Linked DNA regions of Mus musculus: all the other regions are linked to region 1. The links are chromatin loops, found by intact Hi-C in ENCODE. Cell type or tissue: heart. All regions are shown on one strand. Region 1 holds the start of 4933422A05Rik (RIKEN cDNA 4933422A05 gene). Region 2 has its middle 17 kb from the start of Gm1113. Region 3 has its middle 5.5 kb from the start of Gm1113. Region 4 overlaps Ddx25 (DEAD box helicase 25). Region 5 has its middle 14 kb from the start of Gm33974.

Evidence for each region. A loop is a pair of places that touch in the nucleus more often than their neighbours do. Peaks named below come from ENCODE experiments on the same cell type or tissue, not always from the same donor. Only the 100,000 strongest peaks of a DNase experiment are listed, where the experiment ranks them.
Region 2: a loop joins it to region 1, with 5 times the contacts of the local background. A loop is called at or near these places in 42 of 42 quality-filtered maps.
Region 3: a loop joins it to region 1, with 5 times the contacts of the local background. A loop is called at or near these places in 39 of 42 quality-filtered maps.
Region 4: it touches region 1 in a loop (6-fold over the local background); 42 of 42 quality-filtered maps call a loop at or near these places.
Region 5: it touches region 1 in a loop (3-fold over the local background); 5 of 42 quality-filtered maps call a loop at or near these places.

The regions. Positions count from the first base shown.
Region 1 is chr9:35,280,231-35,285,230 of GRCm38, reverse strand. 4933422A05Rik (RIKEN cDNA 4933422A05 gene) reads right to left here and starts at 4,126. Exons shown (of 5, transcript NR_040715.1): 1 at 4,025-4,126; 2 at 2,634-2,694; 3 at 1,516-1,873; 4 at 481-750; 5 at 1-372. It also overlaps the pseudogene Gm5614. In heart, a CTCF peak has its summit at 2,607 (motif pointing left); DNase peaks (open chromatin) are centred at 1,510 and 2,380; H3K27ac peaks cover 685 bases.
Region 2 is chr9:35,532,901-35,537,900 of GRCm38, reverse strand. No RefSeq gene overlaps it. Among named protein-coding and RNA genes, the nearest start is that of Gm1113, 17 kb to the right of the region's middle. In heart, a CTCF peak has its summit at 2,646 (motif pointing right); a DNase peak (open chromatin) is centred at 2,704.
Region 3 is chr9:35,521,247-35,526,246 of GRCm38, reverse strand. No RefSeq gene overlaps it. Among named protein-coding and RNA genes, the nearest start is that of Gm1113, 5.5 kb to the right of the region's middle. In heart, a CTCF peak has its summit at 1,895 (motif pointing right); DNase peaks (open chromatin) are centred at 1,996 and 2,516.
Region 4 is chr9:35,539,348-35,544,347 of GRCm38, reverse strand. It overlaps Ddx25 (DEAD box helicase 25), which reads left to right. Exons shown (of 12, transcript NM_013932.4): 11 at 562-750; 12 at 2,289-2,500. The coding sequence ends at 2,350. Among named protein-coding and RNA genes, the nearest start is that of Ddx25, 17 kb to the left of the region's middle. In heart, a CTCF peak has its summit at 2,664 (motif pointing right); no DNase peak of the experiment used is centred here; H3K27me3 peaks cover 290 bases.
Region 5 is chr9:35,329,395-35,334,394 of GRCm38, reverse strand. No RefSeq gene overlaps it. Among named protein-coding and RNA genes, the nearest start is that of Gm33974, 14 kb to the right of the region's middle. In heart, no CTCF peak of the experiment used is centred here; no DNase peak of the experiment used is centred here; H3K27ac peaks cover 2,022 bases.

The DNA of each region.
Region 1 (5,000 bases):
AGCTGAGTTTGAATATCAAGTTCAGTTCTGTTCTCTGAGATGCTGGAATTATGAACTCCAGGCAAATAGCTGAAGGTGTTATTCCTTCTCCTAAATAAATAATTTTAACTACCAAACTTATGGTCTTGGAAATAAAAGAGACCTCAGGGATTTCATTATCCAGAGACACAAATCATAGCCTCTGTCTCATCTTCCTGTTTGATGGACAAGGACCTTGAGGCCAAGAGAGACTGTGGCACAGCCAGCTAGCAGCAGTATGGACATAGAGACATGACTGGCTTGTTGCCATGATAGATATGATGCTCTTTCCTGCTCTGGCCACACACCTCCATGTTTGCTCAGGGCTCTGCATAGCCAGTGACAAGCTGGGATCTGAAAAGATGGGGAAGAAATGACAAGAAACTTGTGTTAGCTCCTACAACACTTGGATCATCAGGACAACACAAGGCTGAGAACAAGGATTCCAAAATGAGTACAAACCTGGTTCTGCTGCATACAGACGTGGCTTTAAGACACCATTTGGCCCCTCTTGGGCTTTGTGTTTCCCCTCAATGAAATAGTATATTCCTTGCACAGCTGTTATTGAGAGCCTTAGGCAAGCTAGTACATTTAGAACGTTCTGAACAGGTAAGGGATGCCAAATACTGAAATCCAATTTCTGCTCATTTTCAGGTCCTGGTGAGTGAGGAAAGCCAGACTCCACTCAGATCACACGCCCTATAAGCTTTCTTCCCTTCTTGGCTTTTCTTCCTAATTCATAGAAGGAGGAGACAAGGGAAATCTGGTTTAAACTAAAAAAGGACCAGGGAGATATTGGAGAGTTGGCTCAGCAGTTAAAAGCATTTTCTGCTCTTCTAGAAGACGCAAGTTAGGTTCCTAGCACCCTGGTCAGGCAGCTTGTAACTGTTAACTAACTCCAGGAGATCTTAAACCTGGCTTCTACGAGCACCCATACTCATGAGACGTATATTTGAACACACACACACAAATTAAGACAGAGAAAGGGTTGGCTCCTAGTGGTAACTCCCACCCCCTACCCCATATCTGTCCTATCTCCTTCCCCACCTCTCTCTCTACCAGTGAGGGTGGAGGTCCTCTCTAGTTGGTGATTCCCTTGCAACTGCTGGTGTGCGATCAGGCCTAGTAGGTGCCTGTTAGAAGCAGAGGTAAAGGATTGCAGTGTCCAAGACAGCACCCCCTCCATACACGGCGATGCTCCACTTCCCAGGGGAAACTGTCTTCTCTGGTTCTAAGACTTGGGTATTTCCTGCATAAAATGCTCACTGTGAACCACTTATGCCCACTGTAACAGGCAGGTGGGTCTGGCTACCATGCACGACCACGCACTGGTGTTAGAACCAGGAATCCCACAATGCTGCCTAGTGCAATCCCGAGGCGGGGGTGGAGGAATCTGGTCACAGAGAATCAAGAGATGAAAGGGGTGATGAAGACAGACTGGCGTCTTCCACAGAAGCCCCCCTCACCTCCTGCTCCCTCCCTGACCTTGTGGCTCACATCAAAGCGCGGACCTCTTCCCACAGTCTGAACTGTCCAGGTCATCACTCCTGGCTCCTTGATGCCGCTGATGGACAGGTGGTAATAGCTCCCAGAGTGCTGAAAGGGGCGCAGACTTCAGGTCAGAGTCAGCCTCTGCTTGGCTCTGTGCTGGGGGAAGCTGCTGTCCAACTCCTGGGTTTCCGGTGCATTCTCTGGGTGCCCTGGGGCCATCTGACCAGCTGCAGAAGAGAAAGCACCCGTAGCACTGAACCCAGGGGTCAAAGGTCTGCAGAGGCAGAAGTTGGGAGGTGCAAAGACCTGAAGAGCTGAGGATCCGTAAGTTCCTGTCAGACTGGCATTTAGAGCAACAAAGATCCTGTGGAGAGAAGCACAGGAGGCAGGCCTGCCTGGAGGGCCTTCCTCACCCAGCAAGCAATGCAAAAGGAGGGAGTGGGCCTCTTTTCCTATTCACTTCCTCACCCAAAACCCATCCTTAGATCAGGACCTTCCAAACTCATCACCTTTATTTTCTCTTGGCTATTTACTAGATGACAAACTAATAATTTGTCTGTATAATATTAATGAGTCAAGATCATACTTACCTACCAACTAGTACATGTGACTGAGGGACAAGGCAAGTTGTTAGACCCTGAGCCCTAGTTAACTAGCCAAGAGCTAGAGACCAGACCGGGATCTCTGGCTTAAGCTGTTGTAGCCCTGCGGTGAGCACACATTCCTGCCAGGCCTCTTGTTAGTTGAGACCAGCTGGATCAAACTCTCCATTTTTCATATCATGAACCTCTTATCGCTGAGTCTGAATCGAATTCTATTTCACATCCTCCCCAGCAACCCAAAGCATGGCCTCTCCCTACGAATTTCACCCCTTCACCGTGGAACAGAAAAGTCAGGCTCAAGCTAGCCAAGAAAACAATAACAGAGGAACAAGAGTCACAGCACTGGAGTGGCCAAAGTCAAGTTCATCAAGAGGGCAAGAAAGACAAAGAATGATTTGTGGAGGATATTTGGTATTTGGTTAAAACCTATTCCCACTTTTGGGGAAGTGGAAATAAGAAATAGGCAAAATATGGGGCACTACTGCCATCTGGTGGCAGTATCAGACAATTCACTTCACTTACACTGTCATCATAAAATGAAATCTTGCCCCATGACGTTGTTTATAATTCAATCCACTGTAACCTTCAAACAAAACGAAAGAAAATTTTGTCACAACAACACCACGAGGTAATAAGATTCTCCCCACAAGTGGCTTTAGGACGATCAGCTGCCTGGCTAGACTCCCTCTTTACCCCATACATGGAAATGAGCTCAAAAGGTCTGGGAGACTTACAAGTGCTGATGGTAGACAGTCTCAAAGCTTTAAGGACAAGTATCTATGGTTTGTGTTAGTTAGTAGTTGCTGAGAAAAAGAAGAGTTGACAAAATAAACTCATCCACACAGGAACACCTTCATATTACAAGGTGTGGTGGTTTGAAGATGCTTGGCCCAGGGAGTGGCAGCCACTATTAGGCATGGCCTTGTTGGAGGAAGTGTAGGGGTGGGCTTTGAGACCCTCATCCTTGCTGCTTGGAAGACAATCTGATGCTTTCTAGGAGTGGTGGATCTGAAGGAGAAGGGAGGTGGGATGGAGGGACTGGGAGGAGAAGAGGAAGGGGAAACTATGGCTGAGATGTTATATATGAGAGAAGAGTAAGAAAAAAGGATATGAGAGTGGAAAGACAGAACTGTTGGGAGTGAGAAGTAAATAAAAGAAGGGGATGCTGGGAGAACATGATCAAAATATCTTACATTCATGTATGAAATGAATAAATTTAAAATATTGTAAAATAAAAGAAAGGATGAAGCTTCCTGTCCCGGCCGCCATCGGAGAGCAGCAGCCATGGCTCTGTGCTACCCCATGGCCGTGGGCCTCAACAAGGGCCACAAGGTGACAAAAAATGTCAGTAAGCCGAGACACAGCCGGCGACGTGGGCGCCCCACCATACACACCAAGTTCGTGCAGGACATGATCCGGGAGGTGTGCGGCTTCGCGCCCTACAAGCGGCGAGCCATGGAGTTGCTCAAAGTGTCCAAGGACAAGCGCGCACTCAAGTTCATCAAGAAGAGAGTGGGCACGCACATCCGCGCCAAGAGAAAGCGGGAGGAGCTGAGCAACGTGCTGGCAGCCATGAGGAAGTTGGCGGCCAAGAAGAATTGATGAGCCCTCCCCCAATAAAAGATGGTTCCTACAAAAAAAAAAAAAAAAAAAAGATGAAAAGGGGGAAAGCAGGGCTGAAGAGATGGCTCGGTGATTAAGAGTACTGATTGTTGTTCCAGAGGTCCTGAGTTCAATTCCCAGAAACCATAGGGTGGCTCACTACCATCTATAATCATTGCTGGTGAGAATATATATTAGTGCATTCAGAGTGGAAATCAAATCAACATGGATGTTCCTCAAAAAAAAAAAAAAAAATAGGGTGCTGGAAAGATACCCAAGGGTTAAGAGCATTAGCTGTCCTTCTACATGACCTAGGTTCAATTCCAGTCTGCATGTGAGAGACCAAATCGTTTGGGTTCAGACTCCATCTTAGAAAACCTAACCTAAGGTTGAACGTGAGTTATTAACCAACTGGCACCTAGCACCAGTTTCCAGGTTACCAGATTCCAACCCCACCCCCACCCCCTTCCACAAGACCTGTGCCTAGTACCAGTTTCCAAGTTATTCCCCAACAAATCTGTTTCTCCAGATTAAAAGCCTGCCCCTAACAAACACCTCACTTCTTAGCAACCACCAAACAGGAAGAAAACAGAAGTTAAGTTTATGATTTGGTTCCCAGTACCAGCCAATTATGTTAAAGGTTATAATGGCTCCCCAGTCAGATAGTCCCTTCTTGCTTCTATCATGCTTGCCTAAAACTAGGCTCAGGGCTCCACCTTCCTACTGTGCAAGGGATGCCTGGGAGCCCAAGCTCCAGCTTGAATAAGGAGACGCTAATGCAACTGCATTGGATTCAGCTCCTTGGTGATCTTTCGGGGGTTCACAAATGTTTCCTGGCATACATAACACATGATGTGAGAGAGCTATAGCGGAGCTTCAAGAGCATCATGCCCATGGCAGAGACACATGGGGATCTAGAGCTCAGAGAAACCAAGGAAAAAGACCAACTGTCATCAGCACACAGGAGGAGGGTGCCAAGCTCACCTGGATCTGCAGGTGAAAGTGGAGCTCAGCAGGGTGTCTGCCCAGAACCCTTCTAAAAGCCTGGATGTCAATCAAATGAGAAGGCATAGAAGGAGCTCTTGAAGCCCTGAGCAGGAGACCCAGTTATCAGATGTAAAGACACATGTAGTTTGAAGGCTGAAAATGGATTTGTGGGCTTAGGTAGAACATTCCCAGGCTGAAAAAAATCCCACATACCCAAGAGGCAAGTTACTGCTCTCAGAGTGGGCTTCGGGTGAGCCACCTGCCCCTCCAGACTCTGCAGTACTTCTCAGAGGCACAGAT
Region 2 (5,000 bases), 250 kb before region 1:
TGCTTCAGACAGAATTTAGCACACTTCTAGTAAAATAACAGGAAGTGCACATGAAGTGTCCTGGAGCTTGGTGAGAATAATTGTCTAGCTGCCCCCACAGAAGGCCCCAGGGCCCAGCTCAACAACTGCACAGCCCACACTGACGAGCGTTCAGCCTTCCACTTCTGGGGAAGTTAGAAACAAGCAGAAAGCTATAATACTATAAGGAAGATGAGCTCCAGCGAGACTCTCTTAATGGCAACCCAAGGTCATTACTGTTCTTCCTGATCAGAATAACTATGCATAGGGATGTTCTCCTACTTTGAACTTAATAACTTCCTAAGCTAAAATGAATAGTCAGTCAAAGAGAAAATGGTTACTTATACTGGATTATAGAATCAGTGCAAATTTGGCATAAAGTTATCTCTGAGGCTCAACCCACTAAGACACCATGTTTCTAGGACACCACAAAGAAGCAATAGACAAGAAGAATATAAGCCCTGATGCTCACAAGGGATGGGAGGGAACTACCTTCTAATCTCACTGTCCTCCCTTCCAGACCCACTGGCTCCTCCTCACGTGGCTGTGTCTTTACACCTTGCTCCATTAGCTTATGCAGGATATAGGTTATTCTAGTTTAATATTTCTATTATAAAAGCAATAAAACAGCAAGATGTCATTGAAAACTCTCTTCAGCCGCGGTGGCTACTGTCTTGAAACACCCTCTTCATTTGATAGGAACAGAGTTCATCCTGGTGCATGTCTGATAGCGAATAACCAAGTGTGTTTTGTCTGTTGTTCTCAGTCTTTGGGGAAAAATACGCAATAAATCTTTGTTCAGGATCAAGCAGTATCCAGTTCTCCAACAATATAAGTAGTGCTGCACAATACTTTGAATTATTTTTTAGGATTAAAAGTGTTACGTTTGAGTGCCAAGTCAAACAAGTGGAGCATTTTATGACTGTCAGTAGATAGCAAACTACTTCCTGAGACCAAAACTATCCCGTCAGTCTGTCCTCACGCCCATCACCGTCCATCTGACCTTACTTCACCATCAGCTGGAATTTTCATTACAGACTGCATGCTCGCTTGTTTTGATTCACATTTTTTCCATGCAAACAAGATTATTTCTTTGTATGTGATTCGTCATTTGAAAACCATCTGTAGTATTGTTTGTCTTGTAAGATCACAATGTTATCCTTATCAAGTTGTGGGAAATACATGTGTGGGTTTTTTTTCCAGATACAATAAAGATATTAACCTTTTTATTGAAAATATATTTTCCATATGCCTGCCTTTTCAATTTTAGATTACAGTCCCACGTAAAATTATATTGCCCAGAGTTAAGAACATATACTGCGCTTGCAGAGGACTTGAGTTCGATTCTCCGCACGAACACCAGGGAACTCATAACTATCTGTAATTTTCGTTCCAGGGGTGGTTCTAACTCTTCTGATCCACTTAGGCACTTGCACTCAAGTATACAATCTCAATTTCTCTCTCTCTCTCTCTCTCTCTCTCTCTCTCTCTCTCTCTCTCTCTCTCTCTCCACACACACACACACACACACACACACACACTTTAAAGTACTTTTAAGTATTTAATCTTTAATATGCTCATAATCTTGTGATTTTTTTTCCTTAGTCTATTCTAAAATGTTAACACTACTCTAGAAACACTTTAATTTTAATCTAGGTTATTTTGTGATTTTAATATTACTTTATCTACTTAGCATTTGTGTGTTCTCAGGCCACGGTATGGGTGTGGCAGTCAGAGGGCAGTCTTTAGAATTCAGTTCTCTCCTTCAACCATATCGGGTCCAGGCACTGAACTAAGGTTATCAGCCTGGCAGCCAGTGCCTTGGCTTTACTTCAGTCCATCTAAAACACTGCAATGTGACGCATATCAGACTGATCCTACTTTTTCCTCTTACAATACAGTTAACTATGAGCCTACAGATGTAGCTATGTGGTAGAGAACGTGCTCTTGATTCAATATCCTGCAACAAACACACTGGGGTGGGATGGGGTGGGTAGTAGAGTTTAGGTCTAATACTTTTAAACCCTCCTTTAAGAAATCTGTTTTGCATTTTCTTCAGCAATCTCCTTTTTCATAATAGGTTTCTATATCATGAACACATAAGATTCTGAGGATCTATGAATTTGGGTTTTTTTTCTTTTTTTCTTTTCTTTCTTTTTTCTTTATCTTTTTCTTTTTTTCTTTTTTTTTAAGTTGGTTGGTTGGTTGGTTGGTTGGTTTTTTCAAAATTGGTTTTTTTCTCGTGCCAGTTTTTTGTTTTTGTTTCTGTATTAAGATTTATTTAGTATGTGTCTTAGTTATGGTTTTACTGCTGTGAACAGACACCATGATCAAGGCAACTCTCATAAAAACAAACATTTAATTGGGGCTGGTTTAGAGGTTCCAAGGTTCAGTCCATGGGAGCATGGCAGCATCCAGGCAGGCACGGTATAGGAGGAGCTGAGAGTTCTCCATCTTTATCTGAAGGCTACCAGCAGAATACTAACTTCCAGACAGCTAGTGTAAGGGTCTTAAGCCCACACCCACAGGGCCAAGCCTACTCCAACAAGGCCACACCTCCTAATAGTGCCACTCCCTTGGCCGAGCATATAGAAATCATTGTTCTGTCTGCATGTCCACCTGCAGGCCAGTAGAGGGCACCAGATCTCATTATAGAGGATTATGCTTGGGAAGGGGCCCAATAGCAAGCTCTCAGCTCTCACTGCTGTGGCCTCTCTTCCAGGTCCTATCCAGTTCTACAATCCTTTACATTTGTGATGCCTCTGAGCCAGCAGCTTCAGCCTCTGCTTCTTCCTCAGTCTGCAGACAGCAGAGCCTTGTCTACTGTATGTCTTTCTCTTTGGGATCAATACTCTAAGCAGTGCGGGGTATCCAACATGTGTTCCCCAAACATGGGGATGGAAAAGGGTAAAGCAGGTAGTCCCTGTGTGCAGAAGAGGTTTGTGTGGGCTAGTGCATTTCTCAGTGCTGACTTCAGTGTGAAAACAGGAATCTCGGGGATCCTGTTAGCTTCTGGACCCCACAACTCCAGAATGTTTACCTAGGTAAGGCAAGACTGCAAAAGCAAGAAGGGGCTACAGTACTGGTCACAATTATACTTAAAGCCCATATATATGTGTATAATATATATTATTATATATTATAAATTATATGTTATATAATTTAAGTATAATTAAGTATATCTATTGGGCATAGGCAAGCTTGGAAACACAAAACCACTTGGGACATTATGGGAACTATATGACTGTGGGCAACTTCCTGCATGCTTGTTGCTGTCTACTTCAGACTGGACACTTTGAAGGAGAAAACGGTAGATCTCCTCTGAAGCCTTCGTGTTACAGCACTCGCCAGCCTTGCACTGAGCTGCTCTGTGCTCCTCAGGGGAAGTTTCTATCTAAGAAGAATTTCAGTGTTTGTGAACAGCCTGCTTGACTTTTACTACAGTGTGGAAGCATTAAGACTATGATCACAGCTAGGTATAGTGACATTTGCCTTTAATTCCAGCACTCAGGATGCAGAAGCAGGAGGATCTCTGAGTTCAAGGTCAAAGTGATCTACATAGTGAGTTTCAGGGGCTACATAGACCCTGTCTCCAAAAGAAATAAAATTTCAAAAAGACTATGATCAGTCCAGAGGTTGACATGTGACAAGCTGTCCCACCAGGACAAAAAAAAAAAATCCTTAAGACAGAAGAAACAGCTAAACCAGCTGACCAGTGATGCCTCAAAACCTTGCAAAACCTTCAAAATCCAGAATGCTGGACCAATTCATGGAAAGCTATAATCCTAGCTACTCAAGCGCTTGAGGCAGAAGGAACACAAGTTCAATGCCAACCAGGGCAATTAGACCTTGTCCCAAGTGGAGGGGGAGAGGCAAAAAGAGATGGTAGAGCCTACCATGTCTGAGGTCCTAGCTTCACTTTCTAGGAGCACACACTTGCACACGTATACATGCACTTGAGCAACACATGCACACACACACACACACACACACACACACACACACCTGATTAAATTGAGCATGGTGGCACACACTTGTAATCCCAAAACCTGAGATACTGAAACAGGAGGATCATGAGTTTGAAGCCAGTCTAGGCTACCCAGGGAGACCTTGATAGAAAGAAAGAAGGGGGACCCTCTGAGAAATGGGGTTCAGTGATTGTGTGTTAAATGTAAAGACCCAAGTTTGATCCCTAGCACCACAAGAAAAAAAAAGTTCTTTCTTATTGGGAGAATGTCTATGAGACTAAAGTGTTGACAACTTTGTCATTCCCAGAACTTGCAGGCACAAGCCTCCCCTTCCCTCCTCACCCCCCTGGCCTTAGTTCTTCGGTACGTTTTCTTCTCCTCCCTTTTACGGGGGTGGGAAAACTGTCTTGAGCAAGCAGAAAGTTTTATCCAAGGTGTTTGGCAGGGAATCTGGGTTCTAGGAAAGATTTATGTCTTGGTCTTCTGGCACTGCTTCCTGTTAGCTCACTTGAAATAACTTCGTAAATGAGTTCGCTTTATCCTCGAGAAGTGGAGCCTAGGGCAGCTTGGTACCCAGCTGGGGTCCGCGGGGACCTGAGGCAATGTTCATGTCTCAGTCACTTACTCTGAGCTCACCCCGTTTTATGTCTATCTGAGATCATTAAATCGAGGTGGGCAGGGGCAGAGCCTAGGAATGAATGGTGTGATGGAAATTCCAGTGGGATGGAGTCAAGGGACACAGCCAAAAGCATGGATAAGGGGGTTCACTGAGAAGGCTGTCCACTCTACCCTCTCTCTCCCAGTCACTGGCCTTTGGGACAGAAGTAAGGTTGCTTCCTTGGAGTTTTTGCTTTACTTCCAGAAAGTTCTCCCTAGCTGGGCGCTGGGCACACATTGATAGAACACATGAGATGCAGCAGAGGGAGGGGACTGCCACAAGTTCCAGGCTATATCTTGCCTTCTCTCCTGCTGACCTGTTACTGTCTTATTACTAAACCCCAGAACAAGGTCGGT
Region 3 (5,000 bases), 240 kb before region 1:
TGACTATTGTGTCAATGTTTTCTATGGTATCTCCTGCACCTGAGATTCTCTCGTCTATCTCTTGTATTCTGTTGCTGATGCTTGCATCTATGATTCCTGACCTCTTTCCTAGAATTCCTATCTCCAGTGTTTTCTCCCTTTGTGATTTCTTTATTATTTCTATTTCCATTTTTAGATCCTGGATGGTTTTGTTCAATTCCTTTACCTGTTTTGTTGTCTTTTCCTATAATTCTTTAAGGGATTTTTGTGTTTCCCCTTTAAGGGCTTCTAGCTGTTTACCTGTGTTTTCCTGTAATTCTTTAAGGGAACTAGTTATGTCCTTCTTAAAGTCCTCTATTATCATCATGAGATGTGATTTCAAATCAGAGTCTTGCTTTTCCAGTGTCTTGGGGTGTCCAGGGCTTGTTGTGGTGGGAGAACTGGGTTCTAGTGATGCCAACTAGCCTTGATTTCTGTTGCTTATATCCTTGCACTTGCCTCTCACCATCTGGTTATCTTTGGTGTTAGCTAGTCTTGCTGTCTCTGACTGTGCCTTGTCTCTCCTGTAAGCCTGTGTGTCAGCACTCCTGGGAGACCAACTCTCTCTGGGTGGAATTTGGGTATAGAGAGCTGTGGCACAGGGTCAGCTCCAGGTGTAGATGGAAACTGGAAGGATTCTGTCCCAGGCTGCTCCTCAGTTCCTGTGTCCTGAGGGCTCCAGACAGGTCCCTCAGAGAAGAAGTGGTGGTCTCACCTGTGCTCTCAGGTATGTCAGCATTCCTGGGAAATCAGCTCTCTCCTGGTAGGATTTGGGTATGGAGAGCTTGGCACAGGGTCAGTTCCGGGACTCTTCATCTTTTGCCCTTTTAAATGCCAGGTAATGTTTTTTTTTTCTTATGGATGGGTAAGGACTACATTTTGTATTATAGATGTGAACCCTTTATTCATGATATATATTAAAATATCTTCTATGCTCTATTTATATCTGCTATCTTCCCTTTGTTCTATAGAGTCCAGATTTTCTATTTTGTTAAAATCTCAGAATCTAGATTGTATAGTAGATTGTATAGTCTCCTAGCATTGTTTTCTCACAAAATGTTTTAAATATTACATTTAAATCTTGCATCTCTTTAAAATAGGAGGTAGAAAGCTCAACTACTTTTTAAACGCAGACATAGTTAGTAATATTGTAGTTTTATTATAGTTAGTATAGTTTAGTCCTCTAATCTTCACATGCCATGGTGCAGGCTCATGCACACACACACAAACACACACACACACACACACACACACACACACACACACACACGATATATTTGGGTGTGGCTCAGCTGTTAAGTAAGGGCGCTTCTTGCTCTTCCATAGGAGCCAGGTTCAGTTCCTAGCACCTATAATAGGCAGTTCACAATTCTCTATATCTCCAGTTCTAGGGGAAGCTGACACTTCTAACCTTTGAGGGTGCCTGCATTCATGTGTGGCACATGTACATACATGCATGCACCATGAGCACACACATACACACTAACACAATTTAAAATGAAAAAAAAATCTTTGAATAAGTAAATGTAAAACCAGTTTGAATTCTTCCCAGCTGTCAGAACCTGAGACTTTCAATAATCATTCCAAAGAAGTCAGATTCAGGCCATAGAGGTGGGACCTGGGGGTGGGGGCCCATACTCTCCATACCTCCTCATGTGATTCTTCGGGAACCAAAACCTGATGAAAAGTATTGCTTTTTCTATAAGCAACAAGGTTGGGAGTTCCAACTTTCTGGCCCTTGGCAAATAGTAGGCTCTTGTTTCCCAGCCCCGAGCTTATAGTCTCTACATTCAGCTTTGTAACACTTTATAACCCTTTTAACAGGCTTCAACCCTGTAGACCTATTTCTGCTTTACCAGCTACTCCTTTTTTGGCTTCAGCCACTAGAGGGCGTGTGCAGGCTGGAGTGGATGGCTAGACAAGCATTGGTGCTCCCAGCGAGTAGCACCCAAATGGTGCCTCCTTCCTCCCAGCAGTGGTTGGCCGTCCTACATCAGGTGCCTTCCACATTTGTAACATCATCGTGGACCCCACTATCCACATCCACCCCTATACTCCCGCCCAAGAGACTCCAGGTCTGGGTACACAAGCCCTTCCTTCTCACTCCAGGACCCCACCACCAACTGAGTATGTCCCCTCTTCAGAGGCCCCTTTCTTGAGAACTTCCCGGCTTTCTCCAGCCCCGAGAGCAGAAGGTGACCTTGCAGGTGTAGCCTCCCCATATTTTAGCCTTCTCTGGTTACCCTCCCCTTACCTAATTAACCTTGGGCTTTGTCATCAATTCTTTATGCTAAATGTTCTTTTTCAGCTAGTGCCTGGTTTCTGTCTCCCGACAGGATCCAATTGGCACAAATAATGAGGAACTGAGGTTTTTCTGGAGCTGGAGGCTGCTTCTCTTGGCTGCCCTGCACACAGCTCGCCTCCCGCCTCCATTCCCAGAATTATTTGGCTGCTAGTTGCCAAGGAGACGGCTGACAATTCCCAGTTGCCAAGTCTCCCCCCTGAAGCCTATGGAGAAATTCAGGGAACTCCCTACTCCTTCCTGAGCCTTTGCCAGAAAACTTGGAACACCGGGCCAGGTTGGGGTGGAGGGCTTTGAAAGGAGGAGAGGGAAGCCAGCCAGTGCTGAAAGATGAAGAGAGAAGCTGGAGGTTTCTGTGGACTCTGGATTTCTCCACAGATCCCAGGTGCCTGGCCTACAGTCAAAGGTTGAGGGCTTGTCTTGATAGATGCCCCCTCTGGTTTGCACACAGAGATACTGTTTGGATTTAATTCAGGTGTAACCTGTGTGTTCTAGACAGGCCTTTTAACAGAAAATAACTGTCCCCATACTGTCACCTCAGGCCTAAGAGAAGTCCCTTCTTGCTTTTATCTAGGAAAAATCCAGGGAATAACTTGGCAGCTGAAGGCTGGCAAAGGAAACTTAGACATTTTGTTGGCACCAAGCAGCACCTAACAGCCAGTGAGACCTAATGTCACAGCTCATGATCTGTTTGATAGTAACAAGAGCAATGCCAATCACAACAACAGTGACTCTTACTCTACAAACTCAAGTGTGCAGAAATACACATTTCATTAGTTCATTAAAATCAGAGTTGTTCCCAGGGGCTTCCTCTCCCTTCCAATGTCCACCAGAATCTAGGAGGTTTGTTTCTTCAAAAGTTACATGTTGCTGGGGCAACGTTAATTAGGGAGTGGACTTCTAAAAAGCAGAAGTCCTTCCCTGGGAGTGGGATTGGTGTCCTTGGTGAAAAGAGCTTATTCCTTTTGGCCCATCTGTCACATTAGGACATGGTGCTTGTCCCCTCCAGAACAGAAGCATCAAGGCACAGTCTTAGAAACAGAGAGCAGACCTAGCCAGTCATCCTGGCCTTCCAATGCCTTGATCTTTTATTTGTTTGGTTTTTTTATTTTCTTTGTTTGTTTTGGTGTTTGGTTTTCCAGGAAAGGATTTCTCTGTGTAGCCCTGGGTGTCCTTGGAACTCACTCTGTAGACCAGGGTGACTTCAGACTCAGAGATCTGCCTGTCTCTCCCTCCAAGTACTGTGATTAAAGTGTGAGCTACCACCACCCAGCCAGCACCTTAGTCTTAAACATTCCAGCCCCAGACTACTTCTTCTAAATCACCATTTTTGCTCTTCTGTGCCAGTAAACTAAGAAATTTGGGAGGCACAACAAAAGTGGGGGGGGGTCTCTAATTCTATCCCACCTCCCCAATCTCCATCCAGGCTGCTGACATTTTCCTCCCTGCCTAGGGTGAGACCTATGCATCAAGGGTAGCATTCACTTCTCAGCCCCTGGGCTACACCTGCCTTAGGGTTATCCGATCCTGGTGCCTCCTGACTTCTGAGGAAGAAAATCTCATCTCTGCTCTAACCACCCCGACAGGCCTTGCTCCTTACTCTCCCCCATCACACCTCACACAGCTATTCCACAAATTCAGACTTTCAATGTAGTAATGTAGAACTGTGGCAGTGTAGAACTGGACAGAAGGCTGAAGTATAATTGACTTTATATTAGGTATATAAAATACATTATTATATTTGATCAATGAATACTTTAATATTTGTTTTCAAATAGGAGCACAATACATATTCATGAAGTATTACATCACATAATGAAAATAACAGTAATTTTCTGAATCTAATAAGTGATTACACAGGAAAAATGAATAAAGTGTGTGTGTGTGTGTGTGTGTGTGTGTATGTGTGTGTGTGTGTTTTACTGAGAACAGAACCTAAAACCTTGCATAATCTAAACATACTCTGCACTGAGTTACCCACCAGCCTTGTAATCACCTTTTTAACCTTACCTCTTTTTAACTTACATGTGTAAAAATACATATTTCTTTATTTTTAATGTAAGTTAAAAACAGAAAGGAAAAACTTTACATAAATCGGCCCAGGAAATGCCTGCTGTGAAGAGGCCCCTGGAATGGCGAAGCAGGTTATTAATTTCCAGACACTTCTGGCACCAGAAACAAGACCTTCTTTCCCACAGCCCCAGCAGGTGTGCTAGCTCCTGTCACACCCTCAATAACTCTGTTCTTTCCTCTTGTGACCTGCTCATCTCTCCTTCCCCGCCACTCCATCTAGGGCCTCCTTCATTTCCTCTCCAGTCTCCGAGGCACAGTTTACAAAGTGTCTGATCAGTGACCCTAGCTGGTCCTCTGTCCCTCTTTCTCCTTCTCTCCGTTTTGAGCACAGCAAGGGTATGCTGACTGTGCAGCCTCTGACCCATGTCTTCTCCGGCTCTTCAGCTCGTCTCCTGCTGGTGTCCCCAGGGGCCCAAGTTAGCCTCCAAAAGGTGCACATGGAAAAGCTATCAACTTCCAGAAGCATCTACTTCCTGCTCCAGCCATCCCTGTCCTCCACACTCTGCCTCTAAAGCCCTGATACTGCAGAGTCCCGTTCCAAAATGCTTACGACAGGCAAGAGAGCTGGGTTAAAGCACACAGCACAAAAGGCTGAGTCTGCAGTTGT
Region 4 (5,000 bases), 260 kb before region 1:
AACGAACATGAAGAAGTGAGCCCAGAGGTGGTCTGAGGCCTTGAGGAACCTAGGCTCTGAGCTGTGGTGACCATCCCGTGAGACATTTAGAGGAGTGGGGGAAGAGATAGAGGCAAAGACATTCCAGAAGTTGTAACGGTTGATGCAAGAGATTTAAAAAATAAAAGACCTGATGAGAAAACATAGCCATGGGAGGGAGTGGAGCTACACCCTGAAATGGGTAAGAAGACCCTGGACCTATGGCTGAGCCCCACTGACGTAGGGAAGAGCTTGGCCCTGTAGGCTTGGTGAGGGCCCCCTTTTCTGTCCTCCGTCCCCACTCACTTAAACATATACATGCTTTGTACCTATTTAGACTTCTGCAGAATTAGCCTTTATTAACAGTCTTAGCAGCATCACAGACATCACGGTGTGTAAGCAAACTGACATATTTTATGACATAAAACCAGTTTTGATTTCCAGTTTTTTTCTACAAGCAAGAATTCCTTTGGCAAATACAGTTCTTGGTGGATTTGTCCTGAAGGAGACATTGTAAGACATTACGGTGTCTTTCCCCCCTAGGGATTGATGTGAAGCAGGTCACCATCGTCGTGAACTTTGACCTCCCTGTAAACCAATCAGAAGAGCCAGACTATGAGACCTACCTCCACCGTATAGGGCGGACGGGACGCTTTGGGAAAAAAGGTCTCGCCTTCAACATGATTGAAGTGGATAAGCTGCCCCTGCTTATGAAAATACAAGACCACTTCAGTAAGTAGCAGGTGTTCCCATTCCCAGTAGGAGGAGCTCAGGGTCTGTGTGGACACTGAGGGGTTGTGTGACGCAGAAGCCATGAGGGAAAGCTTCTAATTCATAGGATCCAAGTCATAACATAGGCCAAGCGATTATGTAATTCCTTTATGCTTGTTACGTAGAAGGTCCGTGTCAAGTAGAATTCACAGAAGCTCATTCTGCTGTCTGTAGAATTTTACGCTATAGAGTGAGTGGTACCACAAAGTAGGATTTATTGTGTCCCAACTTCCTCTTTTGTTCACCCTCTCAGACAGGACAGGCCTGACTTGTGAGCTCTGCAACCCCTTTCCAGCCCCACACCTAAAGAAGCAGGCTCAGCTAGTTTGGGGCCCCAAACTGGCAGAATCCACACGTGGGAACCTTAAGATTTTCACCACCCAAAAACTCTGCCTCCTCCCCTGTGCATACTTTCAAAAGCCAAGTGTAATGGCACATGCTTTAAGTAAGGGCACTCAAGAGGCGGAGGCAGGAGGATCTCTGTGAGTTCAAAGACAGGCAGAGCTACATAGTGAGACTCTGCATTGAAAGAAAACAGAACAAAAAGTTACCCCAAGCCCAAGAGAGCACAGATGTAGGCGGGGAGCATGGCAAAGAGGCATCAGCACCATCTTCTTGGATGGAACTCTGTTGGAACCAGTGGATATGCTCCCCAGGAAGGGAACTCACAGAACATTTGGATCGGAATTTGTAAAGGTTTCAGGCTGACTGCTGCATATTCCGCTGACCCTTCAAAGAGTTGCCTAGGCTCCCCATCTTAAGCCACCTGGGTGGTGGGATGAGAAGCACCCATGAGGGCCACTGCTGCTGTGCCAAGCTCTTCAGAATAAGAACAGTGAGCAGGCTTGGTCCTCCGCTGCTGTGCGAAGCTCTTGGGAAGTAAGTACAGTGAACAGGCTTGGTCCTCCGCAGCTTTTCTCACTGAGCCCGTCTTTTGCACAAGGTGTTTAGGTATGTGCATGCTGGACCCAGTCCACTTGATGCTGTTTGCATGTGTGTGGGTCAGCTATTTGGCAAGAATCCCTTACTTATCTTTGGCTTTCTATACAAAATTCTCAGGAGCTCTTCTTCTTCTTCTTCTTCTTCTTCTTCTTCTTCTTCTTCTTCTTTTTTTTCTCTTAGATGGGGTTTCTCTGTGTAGCCCAGGCTGTCCTGGAACGCGCTCTGTGTAGACCAGAGATCACACCTCTGAGAAACTCACAGAGATCACACCTCTGAGAAACTCACAGAGATCACACCTCTGAGAAACTCACAGAGATCACACCTCTGAGAAACTCACAGAGATCACACCTCAGAGAAACTCACAGAGATCACACCTCTGAGAAACTCACAGAGATCCACCTGCCTCTGCCTCCTCCGTGCTGGGATTAAAGACGTGCACCACTGCACTCTGCTTAAGAACGTGTATTTTCAAAGGTGTCAGTCTCTGCAGAAACTTATCACTGGCCAGAATGAACCACCTGGGATAACCCTGGTCCCTTTCTCTTTCATTCTTTCAGATAGCAATATTAAGCAGCTTGACCCAGAAGACATGGATGAGATTGAGAAGATCGAATATTGAAGAGAGAGAGAGAAGAGAGGCCTTCGTTGTTTGTGGGCTAGTTTACGTGAGAATGTTTCAGCAGAGTTTGAAGATAATTTTCTATGTTGAGACTCTGTCAAGGTGAAACTGTCACAGATAAAAAATAAATGCCATGACTCTCTTCACCCGAGACCTGAGGGCTCTTTGAAACTAAGCTGATTCCTAGCATGAGATCCTTTTAAATGAGAGTGCAAGATTCCTTCTAGCCTGTTTAGAGGTAACCATGTGATGTTCCCTGGGCGACTTGCTCACAGGGCTTTCTGTTTAGTCTATACGCTGTGTAGACCATGCCTAGTCATGAACCTGGCCACGAGGGGGCAGTAGAACGCCATCAATTTTTAGAATTTAAGCTGGCAGGCTAGAAAAGCTATCCATTTTCAGGCCTCACTCACAGAGTGCCCTCTCTGCATATTCATTTCCCCATTCCCACCCCCATGCTCTCAGACGAAAGAATACTTTAAAACTTCTGGAGAGAACATTTTGTCTTTTAATATTCCAGGTGACATCTAGAACTTATAAGTATTTTCTTCTCCTGCTTGCTACTATCTTCAGATTAGAAAAGATCTATTCTGTCATGTTATCTCATGGACTTTAAAAATGTGGCTTTATTCTAGATATTTACAAAAAGTGAGCAATGAAGTCTTTGAAAACAACAAGGCGGGACCTGGGGAGACGGCCCAGTGGCTGTGTGAGCATGAGTGTCTGAGTTCACATCCCCAGCACTCATGGAAAGGCCAGACCTAGTAGAACAGGACTGTCCAGAGCTGGGAGCCAGAGACATAGATCCGGGGAGCTCTCAGGACAAGTCAGTGTATCCGATAGGGCAAGCTCCAGGTTCAGTGAGACACACTGTCCCAGGAAACAAGGTAGTGAGTGGTACCATCGGCCTCTGCCCTCCACATCCCCACAGCATCTGCACACCTGCACATGCATGTACTGGCAGGCATGCACACTCACACATACATGTACACCCACACACGTGTATGCTTTACACGAATCTACCAAAAAATTAAGCACAACCAAAATAAGCCCAGAAGTAACATGTCAGGGAGTCAAAAGTTTGTTTATAAAAATCTCACTGTAGCAGGGCATGGTGATGCATACCTGTAATCCCAGCATTTAGTAAGCCCAGTCAGGCAGAGTTTCACAAGTCTGAGGCTAGCATAGTCAACACAGCAAGACCTGTCCCCAAAAAAATTTTTTAAAAGTTTGTTTCAAGGAAAATTTTAGATCTTCCATGGATATATTTCTAGGAGCAAGAAATGTTTTTAGGTTCCATGTTTGCTACTTAGAAATTAAATCATGAGCTTGAAAACATGGGGTGAATGGCTAGATTCACACAAAGCCAATTCACGTGTGCCAGAAACCTACAGCCCTGCCATACCCCCAGGCTGCCAGTGGTACCTCCGGTGAGTTACTGCCACCCTGCTGTGATGGTCCACTTGGATATCACTGTGCCCAAGTTAATCCCTAGGTTGCCGGCTCCTCGGGCAACACTAGGTATGTATCATACATCCTTGTGCTAACCAGCACGGAAAGGGGAATGTAATGGCAGAGACCCAGTGTAGGGCAGCATCCAGAAAGTTAAATGGGAAGAACATGTATCTGATGTCACACTTTGGGTCCCTAATGGCCTCTAGGCCAGCTGTAGATAGGCTCGACCAGGTCACCTATAAAGGGGTGGGACATACTTAGCAACATGGCAGTCTCCTGATTCGGGTCCCCTTAGGCAATGTTCTAGACCAGCTCGTCCCGGGAATTACCAAGAGAACCTAGGAAAACCTACCAGTCCCTTGTCCTGGGTACACAAAGCCAGATGCTGAGGATAGGATCCAGAAGTACGTAGGTAGAGAGCAGAAAGTGCTGGCAGAGCGATGGGTAGAAAGAGCACTGCCTAACAAGATGTGGGGTCAGATTCTCAGAGTCAGTTTGCCAGTGGAGCTGTCACTGGGGGAATCTCTGCTCCACTGTTTCCACTGCACCTGCTTTCTTCCCTATGATTAGAAAGTGCCATTCCTGTGTACTCCGTACCTCATGCAAGATGGTACCCACGATAGCAAATCCATGAGTATTTACTTTCCTAAGAAGAAAATATTTTCTTCTTTTGCTGTCTCCTCATTCAGTAGCATTTATCCTGGTTTGAACCCCAATAGTAATACATATGATAAGCATGAGAGACATAATAAGGTATTTTTGTCTCCCGATTTGAGAAAGGAGTTCTTCATCCTACCCAGCTCAGCCTTGGTGTATCCTGTATCCACCCCACATATACACTAATTGCAGTGTAGATCTCTGGTAAGGCCTGAGCGGGTCCCCATAGCCACAAATCTTTGGTAAGCTCCACCTGCAAACACTAGACAGTCTTCTGTCTTGCCCTTTGTCCCTCTCCTCCCATCCCCTTGTCTCACCACCTAGGAGGCAACAAGGTCACAGCGGTATTGAACTGCTGTCACGGTTTGGTGAGTCAACAATGCAGAGACTTTTGCTGGAGCAGCTCCCTGTTCAAAACTGTAAGCAGTTTTCACATCTCTACAATGGCATGGCCGGGGTCATCTCTCTGAGTGCTAACTGGAAGAAAGGAATAAACGGAGAAGCGAGAAATAGCCAGATGGTTTCAGAGCTTCATCAG
Region 5 (5,000 bases), 49 kb before region 1:
CCGTCCTCCACGGACTTCTGCACACACATGGTGCACATAAACTCATAAAGGCAAACTCACATGTACATTAAAAACACAAAAATAGGAGTTATTCACTGCCCAGGATTATGGAGACCGGAGAGAATTTAAAGATGCTAGGGTAATGATGAGGGGCTTACAAGCCTCGAAGGTGACTCAGACTGCTAAGATTTTTGTTGATTTAACTCAAGCATATTGTCCTGGGTTTCATCTCTACTAGACAACTTAAAAATAACCAGGGATCAGGGCATGGTAGCTCAGCACTTAGGAGCTAAGGCAAGAGGATTGCTGTAAACTTAAGGCCCAGCCTGAGCTACAGAGTAAGATCTTCTAAATAAGAAAATAATAATAAAAATAGCCAAGGAAGTAACATAGGTTAGTAGCTTTTATAAGTTCCACGGAGCACCAGAGGTTGCTAGATGCCAGCAGGGTTCAGGGAGAGGCGAGGGAAGGGTGGGAGAGAGAAAGTTCACTGCATACGGAGCCCTTGTGCCCACCCCCACTTTAACCACAGCTGTTGTACTGTTGGCTGTCGTGTTTGAGAGTGCACCTGTGCAGCAGTTCCTTGAAGGAAAGACGTAACTACTGTATGCCTATAAAAGGATTGGTGGAAAACCACAAAGGTATGGTTTCTCCTGGGAGTCTCCACCAGCTGGGAGAACCACCCTCCTCAGAAGGGCTGTCGCAGAGAAAACATGGAACACGTTTGGGGCCCGGGTCCCAAGCCAAACATTCCAGCCTGTGGTCAGATTATTGGCTCTTGTGTTTGGCACACGCACACACACACACACACACACACACACACACACACACACACACACACAGCACGTGCAACAAGCATTTGCTGTTCTTCTGGTTCAGAAATGGGGAAAACTGCACAGACAGTATAGACCACTTTGCCTGGGGCTAGGCCCACAGCTGGCACCATGAGTCAGTAATAATACATGGAATAATAAATAACAAACACCAGCCACGGGCTCTGGGTCTTTCGAAACAGCACACAGCTACCCACATAGGGGAGCATTGATACATGAGCTAAAATTGCATCGGCTAACCCAGATTCGGTTAGTTATCTCTAAAAATAAAACCCCACCTTTACCACCCACCCTGGTATCCTTCCAGGGTCCTGGGGGAGCCGGACCTATTTTCAGCAGACAAGTAGAGCTGGCCTTCAAAAGATGAGACCATCAGCTTCGTCCTTAGCTGGAGAAAAAGACATGTAGCCCAGAGAGCACGTAGCCACTTCCCACACCTTGCAATCTCTTCAAGGTTCAGGGACTGTTGACACACGGAGCTTTGAACTCCAGCTTTATATCTTCAGCCGGTTCCCATCTGTTTATTCTCTACAGTTGTGGAGAAAGAGATTTTTCAGGAAAGCTGTAAAGGACTTTGAACTTGTTTAAAGGGGAAGCATTTAAAAAAAAGGGGGGGTGGGCAGAGATTGATCTGTGTTCCAAATGCAGAGCTGGCCAGGGAGGGAGCACACCCTCTGCTGGAGGTGTCCAAAGACAGGGTGTGTGTGTGTGTGTGTGTGTGAGAGAGAGAGAGAGAGAGAGAGAGAGAGAGAGAGCACATGCCATGCCACCATTGTAAAGGTCCAAGAAAAACTTTGCAGAGTTGAGTTTCTGTTTCTACCTTTACTTGAGCTCCAGTGATCAAACTTGGGTTGTCAGGCCTGCAAGCACCTTTATTCACCAAGTCATCTCACTTTTTTTACTTTTTAAACAAACAGCATTATCTTTTGAAAAGAAATTGTCCTCAGAATCTCAAAGGGAAGCAGCTGGCTGGGCTCTGCTGCTTCTCCAGGCCCCAGTCACCTGGCAAGTAGGTGGCTCCTCAGGGAAGCCATGGAGTAGTCATACCTTCAGGTCTCTGCATCCTGTCAGTATCAACGTGACTCCACTGATTGGCTGACCAATGTCTGCCCAGCGTGTAGCAGGGTGTCCTGACACCCTCCTACTTCTCATCCCCAGCACAGACCTGCCAAAGTTAGGACAAGAGAACAGGCTAGGTCCCTTCTGGGAAACCCAGGGGGATGGAGCCAGGCCTGACTGGGCCTCCAGGTTGGCCTGCCCTTGCCCCAGGGTTTAGTAAATGCCCTAGGAAATATTTGTGGAAGACGGGGCATATAACTACATCAACTCTAAGCCTCAGGATCTACAAGCACGCTCCTGTGCTGAATGGCCATGTTTAGCCCAGTGTTGGTGGGAACATGGTATCAGCACAGACCTACCCTCGGAGGATAGGGACGGTGCTATGAAGAGTTGGGGGGTGGGGTGGGAGGCATCTTGTGCCTTCCATCTCCCAAAGTCTTCCAGAGCAGAGAAACCCAAGGCTCCTCCTACTCTGCTTCTCTCTCTTGCCCTTACTCGCTCACTGAGCTGCAATCTAACCTAGAGAGACCCTTGGTGTCTTCCCTCCCTCTCACCTCAGTGCAAACACCAGAGAGAGAGAGAGAGAGAGAGAGAGAGAGAGAGAGAGAGAGAGAGAGAGAGAGAGAGAGCTTATAAAGAGAGTCCCTGCAGGAAATGGAGATGTCTTGAGTGACCCAGGGAGAGAGGACTCTTGTCAATTGTGGAAGTGGCCAGTGTCTACCTCACAATCCTTGAAAAAGATGATGGTGTCTACCCTAGGTCCTTGGGATCCTACTTCTCATCCCCCAGCACAGACCTGCCAAGTTTAGGACAAGAGAACAGGCTAGGTCCCCTCTCGGAAGCCCAGGGGGGTGGAGACGGGTCTGGCTGGGCCTCCAGGTTGGCCTGCCCTAGCCCCAGGGTTTAATAAACTCTGAGAGGGGTTTTCAAAGGCCACTTGATCTTCCCCATCAGGCAGCTCCTGTCTCCCTTTCAGAGCCGCAGGACTGGAAAGAAAAAACGCTCAATGAACAAGGAGGCAGAGAAAGCTGAGCTGCGGGGCACCTTCTATGAATTTCTGATGAGCACAAGGCCCTGACTCCTGGGTCCCAGCCCAGTGCAGTCAGGGATGTTAGTTTAAGTCATTTCGCACGGTTCACTGGCTCTCTGAGAGCAGCTTGTCTCCAGCCTGGGCCTCACTAACAAGCTCTTTTTACTCAGGGTTTCTCTGAGCAGAGACCTCAAACAATAGCAGCTTTCAAGGGGCTGGGCCCTCCTCTGGCAGCTTCCCTCCTAGCCCCAGCCTCCTTCCACCAGCTTGCTGGCCCACCTGATAGTCCAGAGCCAAGGCCTGACCTGCAGAAAGGCTCCCGCTTATCTCCCTTCCTTCGTTTTTTTTTTAACCTCTCTTCTTCCTGTCCTTCCATTCTCCCTCTCTCTTTCTTCCTCTTTTCTTCCCTCCTTTCTTTCTCCCTCCCACTCTCCTTCCTTCCTCCCTCTTTCCCACCTTCCCTTTCCTCCTTCTCTTTTTCCCCACTGTGCTCGTTCTTCCTGTGAATGTACAGAATGAGTGTCTGGGCTCTCCAGAACTGGTGGCTACTTTTGCACAACACTGTAACCCAGTGTGCATGATGCTCCTGAGATGTGCAGTGTAGTACCAGTCAAGAGCAGCTAAGCCTGGCACTTGAACCTACTAAATCCGTCAGCTCTCCTGAATTCTGAGCAGTTCCTCCCTCTCTTAACCAGAGTAGGGCTCTGGCTTCCTCCACAGAGGGCTCTCCAAGCCTGGAAAGATGGGTGAAGAAGAGGGAAGCTGGCCTGGAGCATTGACCATAGGGCCTCCTGACAAAGGCAATAACCTTTTGCTTCTTCGGTAAAGGTCTCTCTGTTTTCCACATCCTGACTGCTTGTTCTCCTCCATCTGCTCTCCCCAGCAGGGTAGCAAGGAGACAGTGTCTATTCTCCATCCTACCTCTGGTTTTCTCACCTGAGCCACTCTCACAGGTCCTCAGAAGAGATGCCAGAGCAAAGAGGCTAATTACCCAGTATGTGGCAGTTATTCCTGTATGTAGTCTACAACAATGGCCAAAAGCAAACAAGGTTTATACTGAGATAGGGCCAGTGCTTCTGCGCACTGAGAGTCCATCTTGAACATTTCCATCTTTTGACATGACTTGTGATCCAGGGAGCTTTGAGCTGCCGTTCCATGGCACCTGTCAGTAATTAAAGGTGCCTTGGCCAGCCACCAAGATCTCACTCCAGGGCCACGGGTTTTTCACCCTTCAGAGGCCAGGCTACCCTCTCTTGGACCTCTTAAGCATTCCAACTCAAATCCTCCTCCTGCCCACCCTGCCCCACCAGACCGTAAGCTAAAGCAGGATGTCTGGTGTAGCGCACAGCCTGATGGCTGAGAGTGGGTGTGGCAGTCACTCCAAGGGTACAGCACTAACTGGCCATCTGCCTGTGTGCTCAGTTCAAAGCTGATTCCGCTCCTTTCTGAGGCAGCTCACCCAGGAAGCTACTGGAACTTGTTCAGGCTCCTAGCAAGTACCTGAGATCGGCCCTGCCAACTTCAGGTTCACACAGTGAATTCTTTCATCTAGTCGGTTCTGCTAATCACTTCTCACTACCACCGATATACTCTAAGAGCTCAAGCCCCAAAGCCTGGCCAGGTGGAGAGGTGATATGTCACAGAGTTGAAGCCCTTTGTCACCCCTGAACACCTGTAAGGCAGGGCTTCTCCGTTTCTTTCTCCATCTCTTGCAGTCAGATATTTGCATAGTACCAACAGTGACATTAGCTCTCACAATAACTGATCATCCCTGCCACCAAATTTCAATGACCTGTTGTGACCAGCAGTATACCTAGTTATAGAACCACAGTGTGTCCCAGATGTTGACAAAACCCAGTCTCCATTTGGGAAGAGGTGTCAGACTAGGCTGGGAAAAAAGTCAGGACCCGATTTAAAGCTAATTATTCTGTACATCAAACCAGACTTGTGTTCAGTTCCTTACTTGAAGCCTCTGACTCCCCCACCACAAAGAAACAATGTAGTTTTCCTGGGCAGTGGCGAAAGTGAGAGTCAAGGCACAGTTTAAGATGTTGCTGGCTTGACAATATGGAGGCAGA